2 separate regions of the Homo sapiens genome follow, and region 2 is linked to region 1. Evidence: chromatin contacts called from ENCODE Hi-C data. All regions are on one chromosome and are shown on one strand. Each heading gives the region's core, a stretch centred on a gene start or an enhancer-like site at or near the end of the contact. The rest is flanking DNA. Distances are from core to core; before and after follow the strand shown.

What was found. Hi-C counts contacts between places; a loop is a spot of excess contacts on that map. Pooled maps may share reads with other maps.
Region 2: a map of naive thymus-derived CD4-positive, alpha-beta T cell shows a loop between it and region 1 (12-fold over the local background). The contact joins two enhancer-like sites. A Hi-C loop is called at or near these places in 3 of 168 maps with a recorded cell type or tissue (CD4-positive, alpha-beta memory T cell, CD8-positive, alpha-beta T cell and naive thymus-derived CD4-positive, alpha-beta T cell) and 9 of 50 pooled maps.

What each region holds. Positions count from the first base shown.
Region 1 is chr9:72,590,404-72,596,504 of GRCh38, reverse strand. The region is part of intron 2 of TMC1 (transmembrane channel like 1); the gene reads right to left. Among named protein-coding and RNA genes, the nearest start is that of TMC1, 72 kb to the right of the region's middle. RefSeq lists an enhancer at 3,784-3,843. Within about 2 kb of position 3,629, at least 2 of the 41 ENCODE cell types and tissues checked have a DNase peak (open chromatin) inside an H3K27ac peak, as active enhancers do.
Region 2 is chr9:73,019,823-73,025,923 of GRCh38, reverse strand. No RefSeq gene overlaps it. Among named protein-coding and RNA genes, the nearest start is that of ALDH1A1, 70 kb to the right of the region's middle. Within about 2 kb of position 2,208, at least 2 of the 41 ENCODE cell types and tissues checked have a DNase peak (open chromatin) inside an H3K27ac peak, as active enhancers do.

The DNA.
Region 1 (6,101 bases), core at 2,380-4,879:
GAAGTCATTATTTCTGTTCATCAAATGCTTCCCATTCCTCTTTCCTGAGCACATGGTGGGGCTGCATATGGCTTTGTGGTGAGTGGGACAACATGATTAGTTCTGGCCATGGATTTAACAGTAGAAATAAGATGTATTGCTCCAAGACTGGAACACTGAATTGTTCAAGAAAAACCTTCCAGAGCCATTGTTCCCTTGGCCCTAGTGACCAGCACCTTTTTCTGTGTGTGCTCCATTAAACTGGGTCCTGCAGAGAAGGTGATACAGATGGGCAGACAGTAAGAGCAAGAAATAAATCTTTGTTGTCTTAAGCTACTAGAGTTGAGAGTTGGCTGGGCGCGGTGGCTCACGCCTGTAATCCCAGCACTTTGGGAGGCTGAGGCGGGCAAATCACGAGGTCAGGAGTTCAAGACCAGCCTGGTCAATATGGTGAAACCCTGTCTTTACTAAAAATACAAAAATTAGCCGGGCGTGGTGGCATGCGCCTGTAGTCCCAGCTACTTGGGAGGCTGAGGCGGAAGAATCGCTTGAACCCAGGAGGCAGAGGTTGCAGTGAGCCGAGATCACGCCACTGCACTCCAGCCTGGGCGACAGAGCAAGATTCTGTCTCAAAAAGAAAAAAAAAAAAAAAAGAAACCCCATCTCTACTAAAAATACGAAAATTAGCCAGCGTGGTGGTGCATGCCTGTAATCCCAGCTACTCAGGAAGCTCAAGCAGGAGAATCACTTGAGCCCAGGAGGCGGAAGTTGCAGTGAGCCAAGACTGTACCACTGCACTCCAGCCTGGGCAACAGAGCAAGATTCAGTCTAAAAAAAAAAAAAAAAAAAAAAGTTGAGAGTTGCTTGTTACCACAATGTAAACTAGTTTACCCCATTGATGTAAAACCTGTGACAGAAAGGAAAACAACCTCAGGATGAAGCCAACCCCATAGATAGCAGAATGGAAAAAGTAAACAGCGTTCTGGCCATCACTGAGCCACTGGATCAACCCTCATCTGCAGGCCACTCTAATGCTAGACTTAGTAATTATGTAAGGAATAAATTCCCTCATAATTAAATCCACTTGAATCAAGAGCACCTGAACTGATACAGTGATTATGTTCCATGTTATGTGACTCCCCCACCAACAGTGGCTGTATCTTAGTGAAATAAGAGAGGGCACTAGACCTTAGAGCAAACAATATGTAGGCTGGTCGGGGTCTATGAAGTAGCCATACACAGAAGTTCTGTCTAGTGAGGACACCAGATACAGGGAAGTAACTGACCAAAATTAATACCATTTGGCTTCAAATCCTTCAGTAAGTCTATCGGTAGCAGCAGTTGAATCAGAAGCAGAGGAGGCCAGGCATGTTGGCTCACACCTGTAATTCCAGCATTTTGGGAGGCTGAGGTGGGCAGATCACCTGAGGTCAGGAGTTCGAGACTAGCCTGGTCAACATAAAGAAACCCCGTCTCTACTAAAAATACAAAAATTAGCTGGGCGTGGTGGCACACACCTCTAGTACCACCTACTCGGAAGGCTGAGGCAGAAGAATCACTTGAACCTGGGAGGCGGAGCTTGCAGTGAGCCAAGATTGCGCCACTGCACTCAAGCCTGGGTGACAGAGTGAGACGCTGTCTCAAAAAAAAAAAAAAGAAGAAGAAGAAGCAGAGGAGAGCTGCACATTGTGAGGCAGGCAGGGAGAGAATTGGAGAGTATGTCTCTCTCCTTTTCGAATTGTAGCATGCCCCCCAAGTCATTTCAAAATTCCCCCAACATTCTAGGGGAAAATTCATGAGGAGAATATGAGAGAATATAAAATAGATGTGATAGAATATGAAATCAGTCACATAAATTGTGGGACATAGTCAAAGTTTGTGTTTTCTAATTCAAAGTTAAAAAGTCTGATTTCTTTCCCATTATCATAGCGAAACAGGCCATGTCACCCCAAAATTTGCTGATGTGGCATGTTGATTATTTTGAGCTAAAGTCACCTGAGAAACAGCAGATGCCGGAAAGGGCTATGTGATCTGCCCTCTTCTACCTGTCGTAAGCCAAAAAGATTTATTTAAGAAAGTTGCCCTCCCTGTACCAGAATAAGAAAATAACTCTTATCACCATTGACTGGGAGTTGATGCTGCAATGGAGCTGTACAAATAAACTTTCTAAACTATCCCTTATCTTCCTCTATCTTTACACCTCCCTAGTGAATTCCCACAATTTACTGCCACTGGCCCAAACCCCTTTGTCTTGTCAGCTCTTCATGAATTTATGGTTTCTCTGTCTAAAAGGTATTAGAGCTTTCTGCTTTGTCCATTTCTTCAGGTCTTCTGCTGTCTCATGAGGGTCTCCGCGTACATGTAAAAATCAATAAAACTCATATATTTTTCTCCTGTTAACCTGTCTTACAGTGATTTAATTCTTAGACCCAGGTGAAGATCCCAAGAGGTTAGGGAAGAATTTATCTTTCTCCCCAACAATAGAAATTAGAAACAAACTAACAAAGACAACAGCAGAATGATGAGTATACTCTCATACCTCTCCCCGTCATAGATGCAGCCCCTGCCCCTACCATCGCCATATTAGTAACACCATGCCTGGGCAGGAGAAGGGGGCCCTTTGATGGAAGAGCAACAAAGGAGGTCACTGACTGAGGGTCTGCACTTGCCACCAACGAGGCTGCAACACAACCAGCCAGAGATGAGCAATATCCAGTCAGTTCCAAAATACCCTTCAGTCTTTGAGAAGCCTAGGTTTTCGCCTGTTTCCATTTTTCTTTTCTTTTCCTTCTTCTTCTTCTTTTTTTTTTTTAAAATAGAAATGGGGGTCTTGGGGCTGGGCACGGGGGCTCATGCCTGTAATCCCAGCACTTTGGGAGGCCGAGGTGGGCAGATCACCTGAGATCGGGCGTTCAAGACCAGCCTGACCAACATGGAGAAACCACGTCTCTACTAAAAATACGAAATTAGCCAGGTGTGGTGGTGCATGCCTGTAATCCCAGCTACTCAGGAGGCCAAGGCAGGAGAATTTCTTGAACCCGGGAGGTTGTGGTGAGCTGAGATCATGCCATTGCGCTCCAGCCTGGGCAAAAGGAGCAACACTCTGTCTCAGAAAAGAAAAGAAAAAAAGAAAAGAAAAGAAAAGAAAAAAGAAAATGGGGATCTTACTATGTTGCCCAGGCTATTCTTAAACTCCTGGCTTCAAGCGATCCTTCCACCATGGCCTCCCAAAGGGCTGGGATTGCAGGCATGAGCCACCACACTCCGCCAGATTTTTGCCTGTTTCTGTTTTCTGAAATGCTGGTTTTGGGTGGAGATATCTAACTTCCTTATTCCATGTGTTCTTTCAATAAAACTTCTCTTAATTACAGTGACTTGAAGGTTTCTCTCCTCTTTGAAAACTGAACACTATTTTCAATAATTATCCAATTTTTCCAACCATTTCAAAAGAAATTCTATCTTCACTCTAAAGAATTTTACTCACATTTTTAACCTTAAAAAAAATGATTCTTTTCTCCCAGAGCAATACTGTTTTAACAGCCCTGAGCCTAGTCAAGATAATAGTTGTTGTATCACTTACTTCCAGCAGATGGCGCTATTGCTGGTTCACACACCCACTGTCCTAGGAAATTTAATCTCATTACTAAGTAAATACCAACAACTGCTTCACAAAGGTAACTGCTTCTCCCTCTTCCTGAGAACTCATCACAGTTTTAACAACCACCATCTCCCTAACTGACCCATTGGACATTTAACAGCTGTCTTTGACGGTTCCATAAGTGTAAGACATTGAGCATCTGATACCTAGGGATGTTCTCCAGTCACTGCAGGCAACTTAGAATCTAGCAGGAGAGGTGGCCATTTAGCAAATAATCCCACAGATACATAACCATGGCTTTGATTTGTGCTTCAGAAGGAAACACGCACACCTGCTTGCTAATGCCACACATGACCAAGCCTGAGAGGTGGGACCCAAAGGAGAAGTAGGGGGTAAATTCTGAAGGAGGAGGGAGAGGCAGCCTCCCAAGGAGAGCTCACAGCAAGGTGCTGAGGCTGGAGGATCACGGCACCTGAGTGGAACCAACAAAAAGAGGCCAGAGCTTTGACACCAATGATAAGAGTAAAAGAAAAGAGAACTGACTGATGCCATTGATAAGTTCCTGGCTTTAATGATCCCCAAGTTTATATCTGTAATGATCTTCCCTTCCAGGTTCCACATATATGTTCCTGCTTGATGTATCCTCTTAGCTGTTTCAAAGGTAACCCTCAAATATATGTGTAGCTTTGACTTCACCATCTTCTCAGGTCTGTAGGGCTGTCTCCTGAATGTCAATGAATAGTGAAACTCGTCATTTAGTTGTGAAATTCAGAAAACTGTAAGAGTCCTGGAGTTGTCCTTTACCCTGCTGATCAAATCCTGTTGATGTTATCTACCACATCAGATGGTTTTTTTGCTCGATCAGTGATCAGCAAAAGGGCTGTTCTGTGTATTGTATGATATTCACCAGCATCCCTGACCACTACCCACTAGATGCTAAGTGTGATCTCTAAACTAGCAACTAGCGCCTCCAGGTAATTTGTCAGAAATGCAAATTCTCAGGCCCCATCCACGACCTACTAAATCAATGATACCCAGATATCTGCATTTTAACAAGGTTTCCGTGCCAAGGTGCAGTGGCTATAATCCCAGCACTTTGGGAGGCCAAGGAGAGAGGCTTGCTTTAGCCCAGGAATTTGAGACCAGCCTGGGCAACAGAGTGAGACCCTGTCTCTATTAAAAACAAACAAACAAATAGCCATGGTGGTCCATGCCTGTAGTCCCAGCTACTCAGGAAGCTGAAGTGGCAGGATTGCTTGAGCCTAGGAGATGAAGGCTGATCAAGGTTGCAGTGAGCTATGATTATACCACTGCACTCTAGCCTACGCAACAGTGTGAGACCATCTCTAATAAATAAATAAGACTTCCAGGTGATACTCAAATCCACTACAGTTTGAGAACCACTGCTTCAGAAACCCACTGCCATGAACCTATTCCATCACTTCTTACCCGGGCTACTGCAATAGCCTTGTAATTATTCTTCTCCATATTCACACTTCCTTCTACAGTGAATCTCAATCCTGACACACTTTATAACCTACTGGGAGCCAACCTAAACTAATTAAATCAGGATCTCTGTGGGTGACACCAAGGCTTTGATATTGTTTAGAAGTTTCCTCTGGAAAGCCAAGGCCAGAACTACTACTCAATGCTAATCCATTCTGCCTTGCAGCCAGACTGATGTTTAAAGCTGCAAGTCTGGTCTTAAGTAGAGGTGCCACCTCTACTTAAAATTCACCTTGATATAGCCTCATTTCTTAACACCTACAGGGCAAACCAACAAGCAAGGGGCCTGTGTTTAAAGCCACGCACCCCTCCCATCTTCATCACACTGACCTTCTGTCTGTTCTCTGCAGGCTCCATGCTTTGTCCTGCCTTAGAGTCTTGCACCACTGTTTGCTCTCTTGGCCTAAACCACTCTGTCTTCCTCTTTTTGCCTAGGAATCCTCACTTATTCCGCGGATCTCAGTTTCTTCTTCCCTTCCCCAGGAAAGCCTTTCCCAACCTTCCCTCTTATACTAAGGGTAGGTAAGAGTGGGGTAGGGCCTGAGTTTGCCCAGAAAGTCCTGATTTATGCCTGTTGTTCCAGGACAATTAACACACCCTCTTACATGCTCAAAAATGTCCTGTTTGCAACAATAAATTATATAATGCCCTCACCTGTTAGATACTGTCACACACTTTCTCATATACCTCCCCTTTGTGACTCATCACAGGTGCCACTTTACATTTTTTTGGTGACTCTTGGATTCATGTCCATCTTCCTCACTGGACTGAAACAGTTTGACACACAGGAGGCACCCAACGAATATGTGTTGAATGAATGAACAACCTTTTGAGGTGAGCATTAATTAGTGTTCCCATTTTACAGAAGAGGAAACCGAGTCGAAAGAATTTTAAGTATTTGTGTGATTTGCCAAAATCACACAGTTAGGAAATGGTATGGCTGGAATTTGAACCTAGCTCTGGTGTTTTTCAAGATCATAACCATGAAGCTTGGAGAGAGCTCTTTCACTGCCTGATT
Region 2 (6,101 bases), core at 959-3,458, 430 kb before region 1:
ACAAGAAACAAATGTGATATATTTTATTATTCATTCATTGTCTCTCTTTTCTATCCATATTATGTATTTTTAGGGCCATTTTCACCATCCTCCCACCCCAGGCAATACACACAGATAGAAAAATGCTTCACTAGGAATGGTCTTCCCTATGCCCAACTTTCTCATTAATATTAAAGCAGTTTCAGCCAACATAGTAGTTATTTATTTCAGCTCTTAGAGTTCTTCCTTCCATTGGTAATGGCCCTAAATCTTTTCCTATCTGATGAAATTTCCCTGAACAAAACATCGATGTTTCTAATTTGATCACCATTATATACTGAGTTCCTACCAGGTAGTATAGGCTGTATTTGTTAAATAAATAAATGAGTAAAGACGTACTAATAAGAATGATCCTACCTACCAGTATACCAGACTTTCCTAAAATGTCCCTTGCTACTAAATTGTTAAATGTTAAATCTGATTCTCACGGGACTAAAAGCATTCTCCCCTTAGATTGTCTAATTTAAGAGGTAAGGTAGAGAAAAGGCTGTCTTCCTGATTGCAAATATGTTAGGATGGGCTGCACGTTAAATCTGGCTAACAAACATGTTTTGTTTTGGCCCACACATTTTAATTAATATCCTATATTTTGGTATTAGAAATTGTCTCATAAAATTCGGCTTGTTTTGAAAGATCCTAAGGTCTGACAGTAGGTCCACAGTTGGCTGGAGACAGGGTGGCTGATTTATTTAGAAAAAACGTGTGTGAATCTTCCCTTTTTGTTTGTCTCTACTACTAAGTTGTGAGTTCCTTATAATCCTCATATCATTTTTATTATGCAGAACTCAAGATATATGTGTGGGATGAATGCATAAATAATGAATGGGCCAGAATTCGGTTTTCAGGACAGTTTTCAAGATGGCTTAAATAGGCATAGGGTTTATTTTTCTGTCTTCTTTCTCGCTGCATCTAGAGTTTGTCCCACAGAAATCTTATCTAAACTCATGACTTTAACTATCATCCCTACCATAAGGCAAAATCTCCAACTCTGCCCTGTCACCCGGACTCTAATCAGATATCTCTAACTGTCCCTCAACTCAGACTTTCTGAGTCAAAAGTTTAATCTGTTATCTCACCAAAACATGCTTCCCAACTGACTGCCCCTATATAGATATAGGGGCATATATGTACGTATATTGTTTTGAGGCAGAGTCCCACTCTGTGGCCTAGGCTAGAATGTAGTGGCGCGATCTCAGCTCACTGCAACCTCTGCCTCCCAGATTCAAGCAATTCTCCTGTCTCAGCCTCCCGAATAGCTGGGATTACAGGGGCCAGCCACCATGCCCGGCTAATTTTTTTTTTTTTTTTTTGTATTTTTAGTACAAACAACGTTTCCACATGTTGGCCAGGCTGGTTTTGAACTCCTGACCTCAAATGATCCTCCTGCCTTGGCCTCCCAAATTGCTAGGATTACAGGCGTGATGTCACCACACCAGGCTGCCCCAATGTTTTTCACCACTGTCACCGTCCTCCCATGCATATAATCTTGAAGCCTCAGCAATTTGAGATTCTTCTTTCTTCCTCATCAGCCACATTCAGTGAGTTATCAAGTCTAGTTTATTCATTCTTCAAAATATTGAATGTCTCTTTTTTATCCTCATTTCCTTCCTCTCTCCAAGAGCAAGTTTTACCATCTTGATAAACAGACAATTGTTCTTCCTGCCTCAAGCCTCTTGTTTTTCAATACAGATTTATTTATAATATTAACAAATATTTATCAAATGCCCACCATTTATTTATCAAATATCCTATCTTAGAAGTTAGGGATACAACAGTAAACACAAGCAACAGAGCCCCTACCCTCATGAAACTTACAGCCAGTTAGTGATACAAGCAAACAGAAAACACATATATAATAATATAATGTCAGGTAGTAATAAATTATATGAAAAAAGCAGAGTAAGGGAATAGGGAATGATGGACTAGAGAGGTACAACTTTACTTTTTAATAATAACACCTCTTTTAAACATTTAAATTTACATGTACTTAAGAGAAATTTATAGCATACATTTTCCCAGATTAAACTTCCTGAAACATTTGGCCATATGCCACTTCTCTATTCATCTATACAATCATTCATCTATAAAATAAATGGGATAAAATCCAAAGCACTTAGTGCAAGGTTGTTTAATCTGGCCCTAGGTACTCTTTCTTGCTTTTAGTTTATACAGATAAAACTCTAACAATATTGACTATTTTCCTGCTTATTATGCTTTTCTACATGATTCATTAAAAGCCTCTCTCCTCTGGCGATTCTTCTCTAACAATAATAATCTCTCTGTTCTAAGTCATTCAGTATGGTACGGAATCTACTTGTAATTAACTGTCTCCTTGTGGCTATTTCATATTTTATCTTTCCAGCTGAGTGACACACTTTTGAAAAATGACTGTTTGATATTACCTTGTACTATTCTCAGTACTGACTCTTCTCAAACTTACAAAATTGTTGACATTAACTTAACACATATTTGTTAAGTAGGTGTTGACTAACCAATTACATGTGTTGACCACAGTCAGCCTTTGTGGTCTCTCTAGCCACAACCTAACATCCTCTATCCTTTTCTTTTGGTGACATTAAGCCTATATCTGGGATAGAATCATTACTTGAGTTGCCTACGTATGCCATTTATTTCCCGCTTCAAAGCAGCGTGTCACTATAACTCAAACAGATCTTGTATCACTGCGTTAGAATGAAATACTTTTTTTAACAGGATGCCAGCTTTTCACACTTGCCGCAAGGGGGAGCAGCAGTTCTTTTCCAGGAAGCGGAATGACGCCATAGTTTCATTCCCCAGCAATTACCCAAACATTTAATTCTCCCCCATATGATTTCCATACATCTTTGTGTTTTTTTCTCCTGCATGTATTTACCACAACTAAAGGGACAGTCCCTCTTCACTTTAAACATAAATTTTTATTTTAGTTCACTTGATTTTATCCCTCTAACCACTTATACTTGAATTTCTACTCCGGTTCTTAATTTCTTTATTTTAAATTGAGCTCAATATCTAAAATGGCGCCAGTACTTTTTGGGAAATATTTATTGTTGGAGGCAATCATTGAAGAAGATATCAGAACAAGTAATTTACCAATGAATATCTGACATGCACAACAGATAACATATATTTTTGTTACTCAGCTTGCCCATAGTGTTGAGTGAAGGTAGGTATTTAACACTTGCCAAATAGGAAATGTTCTTAATGAAAACTAGGAATTCCAATACTGTATATATATATACCATTCTAGAGCTAGCAGGACTATTAGAAAAAATCTGGACCAACGTCTTCTAGTTTACAAATAAGGACAGTAAGTCCCAGAAGGTCAAATGACTAAGTTAGTTCAAGGGCTCATTCTGTTCCAATGGTCTTTCTATTAAGTTCCACTGTCTCTCTTGTGATATTAATTATAGAAACCGGCCTGTAGTTTCAACATACAGCTAAAATAGTTATTTCCAAAGGTCTGCCAATATTATGCTAAGGATTTTTATAAAAATGTTGTTTTGGGTTCTGAATACTACAAAACATCTTGTGCTCACACAGTGCTAAATATTACCTTGCAATTGTTACAGTTAACCAAGCAGTTCTGTATGTGCCAATTTGGAGGCTTAGGTGGGGTGAAAAAAAACAAGTTAAATAAAAATAGTAGCAAGAGAAATATTGAAAATATTAGTACCACATAGTATGATTTTCCTTATGTTAAAAAAGCTATATAAATGTGTAAATGCATGAATAAAGTTCTGTAAAGCTATACGGTGGGAACTGTGAATTATGATACTCTGGAGAGAGAGAGGGAGAAGGTGAAATGCCTTCTAGAAGGTGCAAAAATTGGCCCCATGGGATTCACTCCAGTCAGTGGGTCACATCAACACTCCCAGAAGCTAGACCACTGTCTGAGCTACTATACGGCCACTGTCATGAAGATGTTTTAGAATAAGGTATTGATGGAGATGGAGAGAAGTGGCTGGTACTAAGTTCTGAATACCACACAGTATTCTGATGCTGTGTCTACCTTCATAATGTTTGAGTTTTAACAACAAATATGCATACATTTTGAGTTTATGAACAACTAGAAGGCAAAAATCAAAATTATAAAAGAAAATTCCCCATTAGCATTACTAACAAAAGATATTACTTATATAAAAGGCTGTTTAACTTTATAACAAGATATCTATTATTTTCCCACTGAAAATATAGTCAATCAGTGATTAACCAGCACAGTAGTAAGAGCTCAAAATTCAGCTCTATAGTAGCTCTGTAATGGAATAATAGCTAAGTAAGAGTGGAACTGTTTTGCAGCCGTACTTAAAAAAGTCTTATAAGATATTTCCTAGTAGATCAATTACATTATACCTGCTATTCACCACAGTGAATATTCTCAAGAGATAAAGGTATTTAGGCTTTATTATTGTTGGTTAAGTTCAGGCTGTGGAGGTTTTCTCTTTCCACGAACACTTGGCTCATGACAATGGCCAAGCCCTGGAATGCTACTTCTAGGCAGCCATGTATAGATTTCTTATAATATTTTTATGTCCATTAATATACCATCATCTTTGCTTATTAAAAATGTAATTATATTAATTATTTTCTTTTATATAAACTGAACTCCATAGTTTCTCCTTTCTAAAATTAGAATGTAACAAAATAATTTTGAACTCAAATACCTATTCTTTGTTCTTTATATGATTTCGGTTTATTTTATTAAAGGGAAACCTTTAGCCACTCAATTTCCCCTACCACAATGCCTCACATTGCCGTAAAGGAAATGGTATTTCAGTCTCCATTCCCTAACACAGAACAGTATCAGAACAAACACTTCTGGCTCCTCCCTCTGCCTTGCCGTTTCTCCCTTGGATAGAGAAATAGCTTGCCTGTTTGGTAAATTCAGTGAGAATCTGGCATTCACTGGTGATAGCTTCCTATATTGGGGGAGATAATTGGTGTTGAAGTTCTTGTTCATGAATAGCCCTGAATCTTGTCTATTTCTTTTTCTCTTGGAGTGGTCCATCATCAGTGGAATATGTTTTCCTCCTCCAGCTCTTCTGTGTCCATCTGATACCTGCCTGTAGAGCACTCCTGCCTTTCTCTAGTTTCTCTGCTTTATGTTGGGGGAGATCGAATCCCAAAGAGAAGAAGTCTTCATATCTAATGTTTTCAGAATAATTCTGATCCTGGACTTTCATCTTTATTTATCTCTTAGGGTTGGTTCTAAATTTTTTAATAACCCGCAGGAGAAGATGTATATGTAATTAGAATTCTTTAAATGCCAGAATTGTATATCCAACTTTCTAATATATATCTTCTCTTGGATATTTAAAAGTAACTTCAAAATTGGTACATCCAAATTTAACTCATAATCTCCTCCCCAGAGTGAAAATCAATAAGCAATACACTGGTCCTCCTTCAACCATCCCCTAACTCAGTGGATGATATTGCTTTCTCTCTGGTTGCATGAGCCAGAAATCACAAGTCTTCTCTGACCTCTTTTCTCCTTCATTTCACATATCCAATTAATCACTAAATGTTTTATTTTTCCTCTTAAACAAACCTCAAGCCAGCCACATTTCTCCATCACTACCACAACACCTTATTCTAAAACACCTTCATGACAGTGGCCATAGTAGCTCTAATGGTGGTCTGGCTCTTAGGAGTGTGGGTGTGACTCCCTGGCTGGGGTGAAACCCATGGGGCCATGCAGGGAAAGAGTCATTGGCCCAGCCATGATACACAACATGAAACTGGACAATTAAGGACTCATAAATTGAACAAAGATTACAAATTGGAGGTTAAAAGAATTACAAAAGGATATGAATTATTTGTATGCCAAAATATTAGATAATCTAAATTAAATAAATAAATTCCTAGAAACGTACAAGCAATTAAGCCTGTATCATGAAGAAAAAGAAAATTTGAACAGACCTATGACTAGTAAAGAGATTGAATCAATAATCAGAATTCTCCCCACAAAGAAAAGCCTAGCACTAGATGTCTTCACTGGTGCATTCTACCATACATTTAAAGAATAATTAACACCAGTTCTCTTCAAATGTTTCCAGAAATTGAAG